Linked DNA regions of Homo sapiens: region 1 is linked to region 2. Evidence: read pairs that join two places in POLR2A ChIA-PET (ENCODE). Cell type or tissue: MCF 10A. All regions are shown on one strand. Each heading gives the region's core, and the rest is flanking DNA. Links, peaks and the distances in the headings are about the cores only.

Region 1 (9,648 bases), core at 2,270-6,269, 79 kb before region 2:
GGCCTTGGATTCTTATAATAAAACTTTTACGGTCAGGCATGATGGCTCACGATTATAATTTCAGCAATTTGGGAGACCACGGTGGGTAAATTGCTTGAGCACCAGAGTTCGAGGCCAGCTTGGGCAATGTGGCAAGACCCTATCGCTACGAAAATAAAAAGAAAAGAAACAAATTACCCAGACGTGGTGCCGTGTACTTGTGGTCCCAGCTACTCAGGAGGCTGAGGTGGGAAGATCACCTGAGCCTGTGAGGTAGAAGCTGCAGTGAGCTGTGATTGTGCCACTGCACTCCAGCCTGGGCAACAGTGAGAGCCTGTCTCAAAAAAAGAAAAAAAAAAAGATCTCCTTTAAAAAAAAAAATCAAAATCAAACCTTCACGTTTAAATAAAGCTTATAGAATCGCAAAAAAAAACCTAAAGTATGGAAATATGATTATTGAAATATTAAAATTTTGATGTTAATGTAGTACTTTACAAGAACAGTAAGTACAGGTTGAACATCTCTTATCTGAAATGCTTGGGACCAGAAGTGTTTCTGATTTTGGATTTTGTCAGATTTTGGAAGATTTGCATAATACTTAGCTGTAGAGCATCCGTAATCTGAGAATACAAAATCTGAAATGCTCCAGTGACTGTTTCCTGTGAGTGTCATGTTGTCGCTCAGAAAGTTTTGGATTTTGGAACATTTCAGGTTGTGGGTTTTTAGAATAGAGATGCTAAACCGGTACCAAGATCCAGCAGCAGGCTTGACAGCTGCAATAATTCTGAATAGTGATGGGCATAAATGATGTTTGAAGATACCTGCAGCAACTATAGTGGCGATCATGAAAACAGCTGTGATTTTCATTCATGATAAAGTCACAATAATTGACTGTGGAGTGTTGTTTACATTCGTAAGGAAATTCTAAATTTCGATTACAGATTAGTGAAAATAAAGACTTTTTTTTCATCCAAATTCATAGACTCCCTCCCCTAAATTTTTCCTAAAAGGCCACCTTGGCTTCAGATTTATTCTTTTTTTTTTTTTTTCTTTTTTTTCCTAAAAGGGATTCCCAAAATTTTTATCCACCAGCCCTTTGGGAGTCTGGACCCCAGTTGCAGAACCCCTGGGTAGACTGTATGCCATATTTATATGTATGTGGCATTATGATGTATGTGCAGATCAAATAGAAGAGAGGATGAACTCTGACAGTCTCTGAATTTAGTCCTCCTTTCTTAAACTGAAATTAAAGAGGCACAAAACCCTGTAAAAATCTGACTTCTGAATTTTTTAGTATCTCACCTAAACAACAAAACATACTGTATGTAAATATGTAGAAGTAGCATTTCAGGACATTCCCCCGATAGACCCTAACTTCAGATACTGGGATTGAGTTTAGGCCCCAATACTCAGTTACATAATAATTACGACTTCTACCTGTATGATTGTAGTGTTTGGAATCAAAAACTTGTCAGGCAGCTCTGACACTGGATGGCTGTGATATTGGGTAAATTTCTTCTCAACATCAATTCCATCATCTGTAAAATGAAATAACAAGAGGACCTGCCCTCAGCTTCATGCTGATTAAATGAAGTCATCTATAAGTGTTTTCATCATGGTGCTGGCACCTAGCATTTGTGCATTTGGTTCTTAGAGACCTAATTAGAAGAGAATTTACTTTGTTTTTAAAAATGCATTAAATCACCAATGGATAAACTATGGTGTCTGCATACAGTGAATGTTACACAGCAATAAAAATAAACAGTATAGCTACCTACAACCTCAATGAGTGGTAAGGGCTAATAGGTTTACGCACATGTAATTTTTTAAAAGCGCTTTTCTGTGTTGTATTTCCCAATAATAGTACCTGCAAGGTTAAGGTTGTTTTTCCTTGTGTTCTCTTCTCTCCTCCTCTCCCCACTCTCTTCCGCTTTCCCTGCCTCCCCCCACCTCAGTCATTCACTCACATCGCCATCTTGTGGTGTCACGTCATGCTTTTCGGCTTGTTAGGCTCACTAACGTGGGTTTATGCATGTGTTTCTAAGTCCAGAAGCAATTTGCGGGACCCAGAAAGTATTGAGATATAGGCATAGTTGATCTGGGCCAGATACTTCATATATAAAATTAAAAAGTTGGACTAGAGACTATCAAACCCCAGTAGGTTTAAGAATCACTAGCAGAACTTAATAAAATGCACTTCTTCCACTAGGAAGTTTGGGTTTGTGGACCCCAAGAATCTGCATCGTGCCTAGGCTTTCAGCTCCACACAGTGAAGCACATTGGACCAGATAGATTCTAAAGGGCTTGTTGAGGGTGTAGAGTTGTAAATTATAGAGTTTAAATGTGATTTAATTGAGCAGTAATTCGGAAGCTTTTTTTTTTTTTTTTGGGTGGGGGACAGAGTCTTGCTGTGTTGCCCGGGCTGGAGTGCAGTGGCACGATCTCAGCTCACTGCAACCTCCGTTTCCCGAGTTCAAGCGATTCCCCTCCCTCAGCCTCCCCAATAGCTAAGATTACAGGTGTGTGCCACCATGCCCAGCTAATTTTTGTATTTTTAGTAGAGACAGGGTGTCACCATGTTGGCCAGGCTGGTCTTAACTCCTGAGTTCAAGTGATCTGCCTGCCTTGGCCTCCCAAAGTCAGGCGTGAGCCACTGCACCTGGCTGGAAGCTTTTTTATTAGGATGATATGAAAAGTGATTGTTGTAAGTAATAAAATGGTGAGTTCATCCAGGTTGCTGATCCTATTTTACTTATTTATTTTTATTTTTATTTTTTGAGACAGAATCTCACTCTGTTGCCCAGGCTGGAGTGTAGCGGCATGATCTCAGCTCTTGCAACCTCTGCCTCCTGGGTTCACGTGATTCTTGTGCCTCAGCCTCCCCAGTAGCTAGGATTACAAGCGTGCACCACCACGCCTGGCTAATTTTTGTATTTTTATTAGAGACGGGGTTTCACCATGTTAGCCAGGCTGGTCTCAAACTCCTGACCTCAAGTGATCCTCCCTCCTCGGCCTCCCAAAGTACTGGAGATTACAGGCGTGAGACACCGTGCCCGGCCTTGATCCTGTTTTATTTGTGCTTGTCCTCTTTGCAGGCATCTCATTCAATAGACCATTGATGGGGTTTTTTAATTGAATTTTTGAATTTTTTGAATTGAGAATCAAAGGCTTTAATGGTTGCTTTGTGTTGTCTTCCCCCAAAAGGTGTGGTCACTGTCAAAGATTAACACCAGAATGGAAGAAAGCAGCAACTGCATTAAAAGTAAGTTTCTTAGGAATGCAAAAGGCTTACAAAACTTTTTTTTACAGTAAGTTTCTAAGATGTCCATATTCACCTGTGTATGTTTAAGTAATAAGTATGCAGATGGTTTAATGTTCAATGGGAAGCTAGTTTGCATATCAGAGTTGAAAATACTGGTTCTGTTGTCAAAATCATACTGAGAACAAGGGGATAATACACATTTAAATGTTTACATTGCCTGTTTTTGTTTATTGTTTTTCCCAGATAAATGACAGTTACTCTCAGCCCTGCCAATTCTGTGAGCTGCAGAGTTCCCTCCATGGGCTTTGATTTCCCCCATCATTCCATTTAGATTCTCTTCTGGTGTTCAAGGCTAAAGCCCTTATTGACTGATTGCAAACTGCACCCTGTGCTTTATTACCTTTTTCTGAGTCTATGTGAAGCAGATAATGAGTTCTTGTGGAGTCTGCTTTAGCGGAAGGAAAAATTGTTATTTCTTTTACATTTCCACAGGATGTTGTCAAAGTTGGTGCAGTTGATGCAGATAAGCATCATTCCCTAGGAGGTCAGTATGGTGTTCAGGGATTTCCTACCATTAAGATTTTTGGATCCAACAAAAACAGACCAGAAGATTACCAAGGTAAGGACTTTTCCTAGCTACTTCATTCCCCTGGTAGACAAGAACCTACTGTTCTTTAACAAGCTTGAGAACCTGCTCTACCTGCAAGGTTCTCAACCTCATTGTACCTGAATTATCTATAAATGGTACACAGTGATTCCTATACCCTCCGAGTCATTCTGAAGATGAAATATGTGTCACACAGGTTTGTCTCATCACTTAACGCTTGCTTAGGTCTATGCTACATTGGCAATGATAGAAAATAGTGTTCTGTGCTACCCTGTTGTCTTTCTCATTACAGTCACTTGTATTTAATAAAGATCTACATGTATTTTCTTGCTCTAATCTCTCTTCCCTTTACTGTAGGAAAAGGGTCTAACATAACACTATGGAAAAGGAGACTGTAATTTGAGAGTCTTAGTCTCCTAAACTGTCAATAATAAATGGATACCACAAATTCTGTTTTGTAGATAAGTAAATTGTTAGTGTCTGCTGTGAGCCACTGAGGCAACTAAAGAAAGAATTCAGGTTTCACCCTCCCAAGACTAAATGTTATTTCAGCCACACTATTCTTTTTTTCTTTTCTTTTTTTTTTTTTTTTAAGAGACAGAGTCTTGCTGTGTTGCCCAGCCTGGACTCAAATTCCTAGGCTCAGGCAGTCCTCCTACTTCAGCCTCCCAAGTAGCTGGGATTACAGGCACCACACTCTTAGAGAATTGTCTTGTTATTTAATTAAGATATCACAAACGGGCTGGGCATGATGGCTCATGCCTGTAATCCCAGCACTTTGGGAGGCCAAGACGGGCGGATCACGAGGTCAGGAGATCGAGACCATCCTGGCTAACACGGTGAAACCCTGTCTCTACTAAAAATACAAAAAATTAGCCGGGCACGGTGGTGGGTGACTGTAGTCCCAGCTACTCTGGAGGCTGAGGCAGGAGAATGGCGTGAACCCGGAAGGCGGAGCTTGCAGTGAGCCGAGATTGTACTCCAGCCTAGGCGACAGAGCGAGACTCCGTCTCAAAAAAAAAAAAAAAAAAAGATATCACAAACAGATTATTCTATTTAAGATAATCAGAGTTGCTGGGTTGGGCCAGATCCATAGTGCTAGTAAAAGTATTGGGCATAATTTGTTTGAAGCTGAAATTATGACTAATTTGGTAAAGGTTTTTGTTGAAGATTTATATGGAACATATGAGTGACTGAACTTTGTCATCTTAGGTTTTGCTTTATGTGAGCAGTATCAGCTCATGGGTTGGGTGGCAGCATCAACATCGTAGTAAAAGAGTTGTCTGTCATCGGTGACTTGCCTGAGTCCAGCTAATAGAAGGCAGGGAAGGTAGGGGTGAGGGGTACAGAATCTGTCGTGTGTGAGCTGGGAAGGCAGCCCATCCTGGCTGCCTGGCTGCTAGCCTCTCCATACTCCAGCGTCGTAACTAAACAGTACTTAGTGTCTTGCTTCTCTGTATAATGGGGATGTGCAAACCTATTTTAAGGTACCAGAAGCTTAATTGAAATAGTACACATAAAGCATATGAGACAAATACTTGGCAAATATGTGTCGTTGGCAAATCTCGAGGCTGGAGGGCTCATCTTCGTCTTCGTCTTCGTCTGAAGATGAAGATGTGGCCTTGGACACGTTGTCTCTGCTAGGCTCCCCAGCTCCAAAGTTCTAGGGAGAGACTTTTTTTTCCCCTGAGTAAACACCTGCTTTTCTGCCTTTGAATAATAATTTGTTTTAGTTTTCCTCACTTATGAAAATGCACATGTTTTTAGTGCAGTCAGTCTGCTGCTGTTTTTATAAATTTAGTTTATTGGAACACAGCCCTGCCTGTTTGTCAACATATTGTCTCTGGCTCCTTTTGCACTGGAACAACAGAATTGAGTAGTTGCAATAGACAGTATGGCCCAAAACGCTGAAAAGTTTTTTTCCTAGTATACTTCATGATTTGGCATATGTCCAGATAAAGACTCGGGGAAGGGGCAGTGGTTCAGATGACGGAAATACCTGACATAGATAAGGAGCAGAGGCTGTTTCATGTTGAGGCCTTGCCCTTCTGTGTTATCAAGTGACATACTTGGTAGGCTCAGCCAGCGATACAGTGCAAGATTATCTGAATAGATGCTGAGAGTTGCTGTAATATATTTTGTGGGTATTTTTGTTTTGTTTTGTTCGAGATGGAGTCTCACTCTGTTGCCCAGGCTGGAGTGCAGTGGTGCTATCTCGGCTCACTGCAACCTCCGCCTCCTGGGTTCAAGCAATTCTCCTGCCTCAGCCTCCTGAGTAGCTGGGATTACAGACATGCACCACTACACCCGGCTAATTGTTGTATTTTTAGTAGAGATGGGGTTTCACCATGTTGGTCAGGCTGCTCTCGAACTCTTGACCTCATGATCCGCCTGCCTCGGCCTCCCAAAGTGCTGGGATTACAGGCGTGAGCCACCGCACCCGGCCTATATTTTGTTTCTTGTGTCAGGTCTGGTGTGTTCTCAAAAGTTTCTCTTCCTGGGCAGAAAAAAAGGCCGGCTGCCACACCTTAGATCTCTAATCCCAGCACTTTGGGAGGCTGAGGTGGGAGGATCACTTGAGTACAGGAGTTTGAGAAAACTCTAAAAAAAAAAAAAAAAAAAAAGAAAGATTTTTTTTTTTTTTCTTGACACAGAGTCTCGTTCTGTCACCCAGGCTGGAGTGCAGTGGCGCGATGTCAGCTCACTGCAGCCTCCGTCTCCTGGGTTCAGGTGATTCTCCTGCCTCAGCCTCCTGAGTAGCTGGGATTATAGATGTCCACCACCACGCCCAGCTAATTTTTGTGTTTTTAGTAGAGACAGGGTTTCACCATGTTGGGCAGGATGGTCTTGAACTCCTGACCTCAGGTGTTCCACGTGCCTCTGCCTCCCAAAGTGCTGAGATCCCAGGCGTGAGCCACCACAGCTGGCCAGAAAATGAACTTTCTAAAGAGATTCTATTAGATCTAGTTTTGCCTTTAAACTGAAGAAAGCAGATGGCATATGTTATTCCAGTACTTCTGTGTTAGTTAATAGCCCCTGACTGTCTTGAGCAAATAAGTTTTTGGTGAACTTCCAAAGACTATTATCATCTTGCCTCTTTGAGTTTTAATGCAGATTTGTTACTTATATTAGGATTAAGTTCAGCTTAACTGTTTCAAGCAAGATAGAAAAAAAGAAGCCTGGAATGGTTTCCAGTTACTTGGCTTTAAAGACACCTCATACCTACTTTTTCCATCTTTTCTATCTGGTATCTCACAGAAATTGTTCCTTTTTTATTTGGGAAATTCCCCTGCTTTCTCAGCTAGATATTAAGCTTCTTATTCATCCATGTTCATGTTCGGTAAACATTTGTGAGTTATTCTCATTAGGAGATGGTGTTTGAGCAGGGAGTTTTCGTTCACACTACGTAAAACTTAAGAAGAGAAATCGGGCTGGACACGGTGGCTCACACTTGTGATCCCAGCACTTTGAGAGGCTGAGGTGGGCGGATCACTTGAGGTCAGGAGTTTGTGACCAGCCTGGCCGACATGGTGAAATCCTGTCTCTACTAAAAATACAAAAATTAGCCAGAAATCACTCGAACCCGGGAGGCGGAGGTTGCAGTGACCTGAGATGGTGCCACTGTACTCCAGCCTGGGCAACAGGGTGAGACTCCATCTCAAAAAATAATAATAATAAATAAAAAAGGAAAAGGAATTGGTTTTCCAAGTGTTAAGTTTAGTGCAAAATGCATTGTGGGGAGAAAGTGTGTTCTGTCAGAGATACACGTGTCAGAACTGTGTCACACCTGGTGAAGCCGACAGTGAGGTAAAGACACAGTCTTGGGCCGGGCCAGATGAGGCACTTGCTGAAGGCCGGGCTGAGGACCGCCTACCTTCCGTCTCCTGTAGGTGGCAGAACTGGTGAAGCCATTGTAGATGCTGCGCTGAGTGCTCTGCGCCAGCTCGTGAAGGATCGCCTCGGGGGACGGAGCGGAGGATACAGTTCTGGAAAACAAGTAAGACCATAAAATGTCAGTTTTTAATGTGTCATAATTTTGAAGCCAGAGTGGATACCTTGTATAAGATAGTTGTTTTTTAACAGTATGTTAAAGTGGTGAACTCTCAATTAAAGAATAATAGAGGATTGGATCCACCGATCCCAGAGGGAACCAGCCCTCCAGCCTGCTCATTTGGCCTCCTCAGAATTGCTGTTGCCAAAGCCAGTCAGTCCCAGGGCCTCTTGCCACACCTGCAGTCCAAGTACCAGGCCCAGGAGCCACGTGCTGGCATCCCATGGCACTTGTAGGTCCAGAGTGGGGATGGGATGGACGGGTTTTCCTCTAGGTAGGCTTTGGCAAACCGTGATGAGATTGGATTACCTCTTGGCCTGTATCTGTGGCAGTCAGCCCCAAATCCATGGAAAATTCTACACAAATGGATAGGGAAGAAGAGAGAGAGAGAGGAGCAGATTGGTGTTTTAGATGCCCTTATGTGAAATGTGAAGCTTACACTGATGTTCTTGTGAAAAGACAAACTTGAAGATCTATCAATATTAAATGGGCTTTTACTTTTAGGAGACCAGTTACACTAGCTTCTTTATACAGGCTCAGAGCTTACCCAGAGATTTCATGCTCTTGCCTTTTATTTTAAACTTAGACATTTAATGAGCATAGTTGCCTGGCCCCCTGCACCCTGCCTGGCAACAGAAAGCAATGCTGACTGCTTCTTAGATTTAGTACTGAAGAACATTCTTCGAAAAAAGAAAAGGATTAAGTGTTATTTTTAGCTCTGTTGACTGGTAGGGACTTTGTCTATGAAAGATGTAACATAACATCCTAGGATGAAGCAGCAGCTGTACTTGAGTCTGAATTAGAACAGTGTTGTTCAGGTGGTTTTTTGAGCCATGTTGAGGTTTCTCTCTAAAAATAGCTGGTGACAGCATTCAGGTACAGGTTATGTGTTGTACTGAATGTATTGATAATTACTTGAAAGTAAAAGACTATTTGCCAAGCAAAAATTACAGTGCTGAGGAATGTACCCAATTTGAATACAACCGTTTTCACTATTTTATTCACTAAAGAAAAACCCTAAAACTTTGTTAAGATGTAGCAGTAGTGTTATTATTTAAAACAGGAAAAGTGTTCTTCTTGGCCCAATTGTTTGATGTTTAATGTCATAAATGACAGGGCAGAAGTGATAGTTCAAGTAAGAAGGATGTGATTGAGCTGACAGACGACAGCTTTGATAAGAATGTTCTGGACAGTGAAGATGTTTGGATGGTTGAGTTCTATGCTCCTTGGTGTGGACACTGCAAAAAGTAAGTGCCTTCTACTAAGTAGTCTGTTCATTCACAGTGTTTTCAGTACATTCATTAGCTTATTTTGAAAGAGCTGAAGTAGATAATAGATCACCACTAAGATCTCTTCCAGCAAAACTCTGACTCTAAGTGAATATTAAACATTGACATTAGCGCCAAGAGCTTCCACTCTCCTATTGCCAAAGATTAACAAGGGACTGGCTCATGTCTGGATTTAGGGGCAGTGGTGGAATGGGAAGCTCATGTGAAGGGTAGCATTGTATCTTTAGTAAAGCCACACACAAAATGTTTTCTAGGTGTGACATAATTGGGGATTGGGCAGAAATGCACAGATCAGTTAAAAAGTATAGGCTAGGCATGGTGGCTCACACCTGTAATCCTAGCTCTTTGGGAGGCCGAGGCAGGCGGATCACTTGAGGTCAGGACTTTGAGACCAGCCTGGGCAACATAGCAAAACCCCATGTCTACTAAAAATACAAAAAAATTGGCTGGGTGTGGTGGC
Region 2 (9,648 bases), core at 933-4,932:
TCTCTGGACCGAAGGAGAAGGCTTTAAAGCATCCTTCCATGTGGGCGATGTTTTCAGTGGTTTCTGGGAAAGATGAAGATCTCAAGAGTGTCCTTCGAGGGGGCATTGGAGACGGTGTTCTTGCTTCCTTAAACGTGGACTCCCCCTCCTGTGTAAACTAGCCTTATCTATCAACCCATTCTTGTGAATGCATCAGGGTCTTTGGCAGAAGGATTTGACATCATCTGAGACTTAAGCTGTAATCACATAGGGTGGGATGGGAAGCCCCAGAGACGGGACAGAAAGGTGGCTTTAAGATCACAGTGGGGTCGTACTGCCAGCCTAGGTTAGACTTGGAAGTCCCAGCACCTGCAGCAGGCATCGTTATTGGGACACTAATGTGCATTAGTCAGTCCTTGCAACATCTTCCTGAGGGAGGATACCTGAAACCAAGGGATGGGGAAACTCCGGTATGTTTGAGGACATTAAGTGGCTATTCCAGGGAAGGAGTGGCCCAGTTAGACATTAAAGCGGGGTGGTCTCCAATCTTGGACGTTATCCAGGCACGACATTTTATCCAGCCAGGGAAAACATCTTAGAGCTGGGGGCAGATCTCATCTGCAAACAAGGGTGGAGATGCCCACAGAAGTTACGTGAATTGCCCAGTGTCACACAGCTGGTTATGTCAGAGCTACAGTTGGAACTCGGGCCTGTGGCTGAGTCTTATGTCCTTTCTACTGCTCCCAACAAGCCTGCAGGACTAGATAATCAGGGTGAGGAAGAACACATGCTTTCTATTTTAGTCCACATTTTCCCATCTGCAAGGTTCAAAGCCATGGACCTGGCTTCTCAGAGACTGAGCAACACATTTAGAAGTATCTGTGACCTGGCTCGTGGCACCACTCTTTCTATACACCTGGTTACCTGTAAATACTTTGTTTTGTGCCAGGTGTGGTGGCTTACACCTGTAATCCCAGCACTTTGAGAGGCCAGGTGGGCAGGTCACCTGAGATCAGGAGTTCGAGACCAGCCTGACCAACATGGAGAAACCCCGTCTCTATTAAAAATAAAAAATTATCTGGGTGTGGTGGCGCATGCCTTAATCCCAGCTACTCGGGAGGCTGTGGCAGGAGAATCGCTTGAACCCAGAGGCAGAGGTTGCAGTGAGCCGATATCACACCATTGCACTCCAGCCTGGGCAACAAGAGTGAAACTCCATCTCAAAAAAGAAAACAAAAAACCCAATCCAAACCAAACCAAACCAAACCAAAACAACAACAACAACAACAAACAAAACAAAACAAAACTTTGTTCTGTGAATTAAGAGAGTCAGACACAAATAACTCCTGGATAGGCCAGGCACGGTGGCTCATGCCTGTAATCCCAGTACTTTGGGAGGCCCAGGCGGGTGGCTCACTTGAGATCAGGACTTTGAGACCAGCCTGGCCAACATGGTGAAACCCCATCTTTACTAAAAATACAAAAACTGGCTGGGCACGGTGGCTCACGCCTGTAATCCCAGCACTTTGGGAGGCCGAGGCAGGCGGATCACGAGGTCAGGAGATCAAGACCATCCTGGCTAACACGGTGAAACCCCATCTCTACTAAAAATACAAAAAAATTAGCTGGGCTTGGTGGCGGGCGCCTATAGTCCCAGCTACTCGGGAGGCTGAGGCAGGAGAATGGCGTGAACCCGGGAGGCGGAGGTTGCAGTGAGCCAAGATTGCGCCACTGCACTCCAGCCTGGGCGATAGAGCGAGACTCCGTCCCAAAAAAAAAAAAAAAAACTAGCTGGACATGGTGGTACGCACCTGCGGTCTCAGCTGCTAGGGAGGCTGAGGCGCGAGAATCACTTGAACCTGAGAGGCAGAGGTTACAGTGAGTCGAGACCATGCCACTGTACTCCAGCCTGGGTGACAGAACAAGACTCCATCTCCAAAAACAAAAAACAAAACAAAACAAAAACAAAAACACACAAATAACTTCTGGACATCATCTGATTAAGAAAATAATAAGGACCTACAGTGTTCCTTGTCTTCCTCAAAATCTTCCTACTCAAAATCTAAAATCTTTCTGGTCTTTCACATCTTAAGTTTCTTGTTTCATAGCTGAATTTATAATGGATGATGTCTACTGCTGCAGGGGTAGCTTGATATTTTTCAAATAACTTTTTATCTGCTTATATAGGTAATTCTCTCCTTTTCTTTTCTCCAACAAGAATGAGCTTGAAATTTCTGTTTTTTAAAAAGAATTTGGCAAACAGAGAAGTATAAGGAAGAAAATAAAAATTACTTGTAATTCTATAATTAGCTGCTGTTAACATTTAAATTCTTTATTACCATTAATGCATATTCATGTATAGATGCAGATTTCTTTGCATGATTGAGATTATATATTATTCATAAATCTTGGCATTCTGCTGTTTGCTTTCTAAAGATCAAAAAAGTTATCAAATGTATCTTATCAGTAAAGGATAATCCAATGTCATCAGAGTTTACCACAGCTCAGAACTTGAGTAAGATTCTGAAGCCAAATAAAGATGCCTTGTTAAACAACTTACATCTTGAAAAGGTGGCAAGGCGGGCGGGAATCTTGTCCAAGAGGTTGTTTGATTTGCATTTCTCAAAGGCAACCACATGTGTACTTACCAGTTTTGAGCTAACTTGTGTTTTTCTCTCACAAAGATCAGCCTTTAACAGATAAATAGGGAGAAAACAACAAAAAGTTCTGGAGCCTGCTCCCTTGGTATATTAAAAGAGTATGATTTAGCATTTACACTGTATAAGGAAAGTATTTTTCTTCCATATTTCAACCTGAAGCACCATTTAGCAACCCATTTTCTGTCCCCTCCCTATACAACTTTAAAGTTTCTGAAATCTGCTGCTAAAAGACTTAAAAGTTTGTGTGCCTTAATCACTGCTTTTAAAATACTCCCCAGGTTATGAAAAATATAGTACCCAGGTCATAATAAACACCATCTCTTCCCAGGAATAAAGGCTGGGGAGGAAATGCCAGGAGTCTTGAGTCATCTGCAGCTTATTATGAATTTGGCTTTAGTTAGTTACTTCTGAAATGTTTCTGCAGTTGGCACTGATCGTGCATTGAGCCAGCTGAAGTCTGTGCAACATTGAACAGTCCCGTCAGGTTTGGGAACCAGAAGGGTGAGGCTGGCCTCGTTGGTCTGTTGTCCTCTGGCCACTCCCAGCTGACATATTTTGAACTTCTTTATTACTTCATAGCCATCCGAAGATGATGCCCTTTCCAAATCAGCCCAGATATCCTTGAATCTCAATCAGCTCACGTGGGTTGTTCTGGCTTTTGCTGAGAAGAGCCCTGGGGAGTTTTTCTATGGGGACAGATCTATAGTACAGAAAAATGCAAGTAGAATTGTCCCTTGCAAGTCAATACGGTGCTGTAGAAACAGATTAGGCTTTGAAATCAGACAGTCAGAAAAGCCGCTTACACTTGCTATGTTTCAGGTTTCCCAGCTGAAAACAAAGGAGCAAGATTATGCCTGCTTTTTAGGCTTGTTATGAGGATAAGATAGAACAGCATTTCTGGTGAGAGCAACCGAATAAGAGCTCCCCTCACTTCTCCCTCTCCTGCTTTCTTAGGTTTCTTTACGGTTTTACATATTAAGTGCAGCACATTGTAATAATCTCTCGAAATCATCTACCATCCTTCTTCAGGGCCCAAAGTCCTCTCATCTGTATTTTCTTTTTCACCCAAAAAGCCTTTGTGATTTTAGGACAGCCATTGTTATCATTGTCACTGTTTTGGTCAGAGAAATTAAGGCCAGGGAATTCTCAGGATTTGTCCTAGTGTACACAGACAAGGAGAAGTCACCTCTGCTCACTTCCTCATCTAACAAGTTTTTTTTTTCCCCCCACAATATTTGCCAGGCACTGTGGAGCATGCAAAAATAAATCAGCATTTTCATACTAGTACTAGAGCAAAGCAAGTCTGATAAACAGAATACTGAGCAGTTCCAACTCACTAAGGTCTGAACACAAAACACTAAGCAGGATGTGATATGTGCATACACACGAGGTGTAGACATACCAGGAAGACCATGATCCTCTTTCACAGATGAGGAAGCAGGCTCAAGGAGATTAACTGAGCTGATCAAAGCACACTTAGTGGTAGAACCGGGTCTTGAACTTCATTCTTCTACCTCCAAGTGTCTCTGGCATTACAAGCTCTAAACCACCCCTCTAGGCCCCATGCAAAGACCTAGTTACTAGCACTCAGCCTGTAATTGCATTTGTTTGTTTGTTTGTTTGTTTGTTTTTGAGACTGAGTCTGGCTCTGTTGCCCAGGCTGGAGTGCAGTGGCGCGATCTCAGCTCACTGAAACTTCCACCTCCTGGGTTCAAGCAATTCTCATGCCTCAGCCTCCTGAGTAGCTGGGACAACAGGTTTGTGGGTTGGTTGGTTTGTTTTTGACAGAGTCTGGCTCTGTTGCCCAGGCTGGAGTGCAGTGGCACGATCTTGGCTCACTGCAATCTCTGCCTCCAGGGTTCAAGTGATTCTCCTGCTTCAGCCTCCTGAGTAGCTGGGATTACAGGCACCCGCCACCATGCCCAGCTAATTTTTGTATTTTTGGTAGAGACAGGGTTTCACCATGCTGGCCAGGCTAGTATTGAACTCCTGAACTCAGGTGATCCACCCACCTCAGCCTCCCAAAGTGCTGGAATTACAAGTTGGAGCCACTGTAACTGGCCTACATAAGTTTCTACATAACGTCAGTGGACTTTTTGGTGAGCTGTAAACTGTGGTTAATAATAGTACCTGTCGGCCAAGCGTGGTGACTCACGCCTGTAATCCCAGCACTTTGGGAGGCCAAAGCAGGCAGATCGCCTGAAGTCAGGAGTTTGAGACCAGCTGACCAACATGAAGAAACCTCATCTCTACTAAAAATACAAAATTAGCTGGGCATGGTGGCACGTGCCTCTAATCCCAGCTACTTTGGAGGCTGAGGCAGGAGAATCACTTGAACCTGGGAGGCGGAGGCTGCAGTGAACTGAAATAGCGCCCTTGCACTACAGCCTGGGCAACAAGAGCGAAACTGTCTCAAAAAAAAAAAAAAAAGAAAAGAAAAGAAAAGAAAAAAGAAAAGTACCTGCCTCATAAGGTTTTCCCGGGAATTAAATGATATGGCAGAGTGAACAGTGCATATTAAGCAATTGGCAACGACGTGCTATTAGCATTTACTACTTTAAAAAGCTCCATTCATCTCTGCTTCTTTTCCTCCTTTTATTTCTCACTTCCAAGTTCCTTTTTCTCCTCACAGGGTTCTTTGGGAAGATGCGAATTTTGCCCTATTATAAATATATGGCACATTGCCACTCCTGCATTCAGTCACTTTCAACCTATCTTTGATGGAGTTAGCCTACATGGTAGGTTAACTACATCTTGGAGGTACCACAGGGAATAGGAGAGGTCCCTGACCTCAAGAGTCCTGGGCTGGAGAAAGAAGAGAAAGAAGAGAAGGAGTGTGGCTGGTGCTTAGGGAAGAGTCTTTGGGCTACAGCCAAGAGCCCTCTGCAGGAGTTTTGAGCTCTGGCTTTGGAGTCAAAACGATTGGACCTCAAGTCTCAGTTCTGCCACTTACTAGCTGGGCCCTTTCCAAGTTACCCAATCTCTCAATACCCCAGTTTTGAAAATGGGGACTTCAAGTTCAAGTTAGAGAATTGTGATGAAAATGGAATGAGATAACGCATGCAAAATGTCTAAGCATGACTGAGCCTGGTGTGCTCACAGTAAGTGCTCCCATCATTTTATTTAGATTATAGAGTTCAGGAAGGCACTCTGTTCACTGCCAAGTTCACAGTGCTGAATAGACAATATATTTTGGATCACTGCACTTCAAGCAAGGGGCTTAAATGCTGGAGGATGTCTGGAGAATCAGAGGAAGCTGAGTGTAAATGTTTTTGCTCTTAGATCGGTCTCTTTTAGAAATATGAAATGATTTGAAAGAGACATGAAAATATAACACTGTATATTTAAGTACTGGGTATCTACGTTATGGATGAGCGACATCTGTAACCATTCAATTATGTTTATAAGACAAAATTGCAAACAACATATATGTCCAACAAGAGGATTGAACAAATTAGTAATTTTATAATCATGCTGTCATTAAAAACATTTTAGAGGAATATTAAATGACATAAGTGATCATATAATCTCAGCATTTTGGGAGACCGAAGTGGAAAGACTTTGAGACCAGCCTGAGCAATGTAGCAAAACCCCACCCCTATTTAAAAATTAACTAATTAATTAAAAAATAAATGATCATTAACTTTTTTTTTTTTTTTTGAGATGCAGTCTTGCTCCATCGCTCAGGCTGGAGTGCAGTGGCACCATCTCGGCTCACTGCAACCTCCGCCTCCTGTGTTCAAGCGATTTTCCTGCCTCAGACTCCTGAGTAGCTGGGATTACAGGCGCCCACCACCATGTCTGGATAATTTTTGTATTTTTAGTAGCGACAGGGTTTCGCCATGCTGGCCAGGCTGGTCTCGCACTCCTGACCTCAGGTGATCCGCCCGCCTCATCTTCCCAAAGTGCTGGGATTACAGGCATGAGCCACCATGCCCGGTCTGATCATTAAATTTTAAGCAGAAAATTCAAAATCAGATTCCAATTCTCAGGCCGGGTACAGTGGCTCAGGCTTGTAATTCCAGCACTTGGGGAGGCCAAGGCAGAAGGATCACTTGAGGCCAGGAGTTCAAGACCAGCCTGGCCAACATGGTGACTATGGCCAACATAGTCTCTACTAAAAATAAAAAAATTAGCCAGGCATGGTGGGTGCCTGTAATCCCAGCTACTAGCAAGGCTGAGGCAGGAGAATCGCTTGAACCTGGGAGGCAGAAGTTGCAGTGAGCTGAGAATGCGCCATGGCACTCCAGCCTGGGCAACAAGAGCGAAACTCCGTCTCAAAAAGAAAAAAAAAGAGAGAAAGTCCCGTTCTCTGTAATCCCGGTGCTTTGGGAGGCCAAGGTGGGAGGTTCACTTGAGGCCATGAGTTTAAGACCAGCCTGAGTAACATAGTGAGACCCCCAACTCTACGAAAAATAAAAATTAGCCAGGTGCAGTGGCTTGCACCTGTATTCCTAGCTACTCAGAAAGCTGAATACAAGAGTATCACTTAAGCCCAGGAGTTTGAGGCTGCAGTGAGCTATGATTGCATCACTGTACTCCAGGGTGGGTGACAGAGCAAGACCTCCTCTCTGAAAAATAAAAATAAAACCCCAAACCAAATATGGAAAAGGAGAAAACTAGAATAAATCCTGTGCTGCTGAACTGAAACTGGAGGTGCCAGTCTAAACTCCCAGATTTTAAAATGGGTGGATGAAGGGAGAGAGAGAGAGAGAGAGAAATAAACCATTTACTAGCTCTGTTTGCTGGGAGACCTCAGAAGCAATGATTTACCAGTAGCACTGAATATACCAGTAGTCCAGATCTTAGTTTCTAATACCACCATCCACTAAAAGGAACCAGGGAACCTTGGAGAAATGGGTGGCTTCCAGGCTGGATTAGAGGATAGTTAACAGATACGTCAGTTTACTCTCAAATATTTTCTACATATAATTAAGTCATTATATAATATATAGTACATATTGTAAGTATATATTAGGTGATATAGAGAACTATGTCATATATATTACATGCCAATATAATAGTCCTATCATATACCCATATCTGTCTATGGAAGTTCCTTGTGCTAGTCTTACAACTTTTCTGTAAGGCTGAAATTTACGAGGCTGGGTACGGTGGCTCACACCTGTAATTTCAGCAATTCCGGAGGACGAAGTGGGCAGATCACTTGAGGCCAGGAGTTTGAGACCGGCCTGGGCAATATGGCAAGACCTCATCTCTACAAAAAATACAAAAAATTAGCTGGGTGTGGTGGTGCATGCCTGTAGTCTCAGTTACTCAGGAGGCTGAGGTGGGAGAATCGCTTGAGCCTGGGAGGTCGAAGTTGCAGTGAGCCGAGATCACATCACTGCACTCCAGCCTGGGTGACAGAGCCAGACCCTGTCTCAAAAGAAAAAAAAAGAAAAAGAAAATAAATTATGTTAAAATAAAAAGTTATCAACCAACAACAGGAAAATCCCTTTGGCAGGCTTCCATTAGTAGAAGTGAGAAGGGTGGTCCTGTTCCCACCCCCAGCTCTCAGCCTGGCCCCACTCTGCCTAGAGGACAGTTCAGGAAGCCACGGGCTCCGAGGTCACCCTCCCCTGCTCACTCTGATCTCCATGCGGCTCAGCACACCCCCTCTTCCGTCCCTCTTCCTGTCCCTCCTCCACCCTCCGCCCTTCATCTGTGCTCTCTGGCATTCATGTCCCTCATCCGCAAAACCTCTGGCTCCCAACTTCTTTCAATTTCCCCACCTTGTGTACTCCCCTGAGGACACTGTTTTACTCAGAACCCCTCAGGGGTTGGTTGTTTCCTGTCCCCACACCTACCAGCCCTGGGGCAATTCTCCTTGCTCCATCTTGCCACATCAGGCCCTTCTCCCGCACTCTGCCCTAACTCCCCTTGTCCCCACCCCTAGCTTCCAATCTCGGCATAGACCAGCCCTGGCCAATAGAACTCTCTGTGATGACTGGAATGCTTTATAACGGCACTGCCCAATACGGAAGCCATTGGCCACATGTGCACCTGAAGGAGGCTGGAGAAACTAAGGAACAGTTTTACATTTCATTTAATTTTCATTACTTGATTTTTTTAAATTCATTAATTAGATAAGTTTATTTATTTAATTATTTTGGAGACAGAGTTTCGCTATGTGGCCTAGGCTGGAGTGCAGTGGTGTGATCTCACTGCAACCTCGGCATCCCAGGCACAAGCCATCCTCCCACCTCAGCCTCCCGAGCAGCTGGGACTATAGGCACATGCCACCACACCTGGCTTATTTTTGTATATTTTGGTAGAGACAGGGTCTTGCCACATTGCCTAGGCTGGTCTCAAACTTCTGAGCTCAAGCAATCCTCCCGCTTTGGCCTCCCAAAGTGTTGAGATTACAGGCTTGAGCCACTGTGCCTGGCCAATTAATTTAGTTTTTGAGACAAGGTCTCATTCTGTTGCCCAGGCTGGTGTGCAGTGGTGCAATCACAGCCCACTGCAGCCTTGTCCTCCTGGGCTCAAGTGGTCCTCCCATCTGAGGCCTCTCCTGAGTAGCTGGTACCACAGGGGCACGCTACCAGGCTCAGCCTTAATATTTGCATTAATTTAAATTGACTACACGGATGGTGCTACTGTGTTGGGCAGCGACGTGTGGACAAACCGCCCTTTACCCTTCTTTTTATGGTGACCTGCAGACCCCCAAGTTCCTCCCTCTCATTCTAGTCCCCTTCTCCCCATCACTGTTCCCATCCTTACTTATGGGTGGTTTTTTTTTTTGTTTTTGTTTGTTTGTTTGTTTGAGACAGGGTCTTGCTCTGTCACCCAGGATGGAATGCAGTGGCAGGATCATGGCTCACTGCTGCAGCCTCGACCTTCTAGGCTCAAGTGATCCTCCTCCCACCTCAGCTTCCTGAGTGGCTGGGACCACATATAGGTGCATACCCCTACACCTGACTAACCTACTTATGTCTTCTTTTTTTTAATGGAGCAGGGTCTCACTATGTTGCCTAGACTGGTTTTGAATTTCTGGGGTCAAGCA

The links. ChIA-PET counts read pairs that join two places held together with the same protein. Peaks named below come from ENCODE experiments on the same cell type or tissue, not always from the same donor. Only the 100,000 strongest peaks of a DNase experiment are listed, where the experiment ranks them.
Region 1: POLR2A ChIA-PET joins it to region 2 with 5 read pairs; 5 of 35 experiments call an interaction of 5 or more read pairs at or near these places.

What each region holds. Positions count from the first base shown.
Region 1 is chr2:10,791,293-10,800,940 of GRCh38, reverse strand. It overlaps PDIA6 (protein disulfide isomerase family A member 6), which reads left to right. Exons shown (of 13, transcript NM_005742.4): 3 at 3,184-3,241; 4 at 3,734-3,860; 5 at 7,739-7,845; 6 at 9,016-9,146. Among named protein-coding and RNA genes, the nearest start is that of PDIA6, 17 kb to the left of the region's middle. In MCF 10A, for the core only: no CTCF peak of the experiment used is centred there; no DNase peak of the experiment used is centred there.
Region 2 is chr2:10,711,225-10,720,872 of GRCh38, reverse strand. No RefSeq gene overlaps it. Among named protein-coding and RNA genes, the nearest start is that of ATP6V1C2, 5.6 kb to the left of the region's middle. In MCF 10A, for the core only: no CTCF peak of the experiment used is centred there; DNase peaks (open chromatin) are centred at 3,062 and 4,772.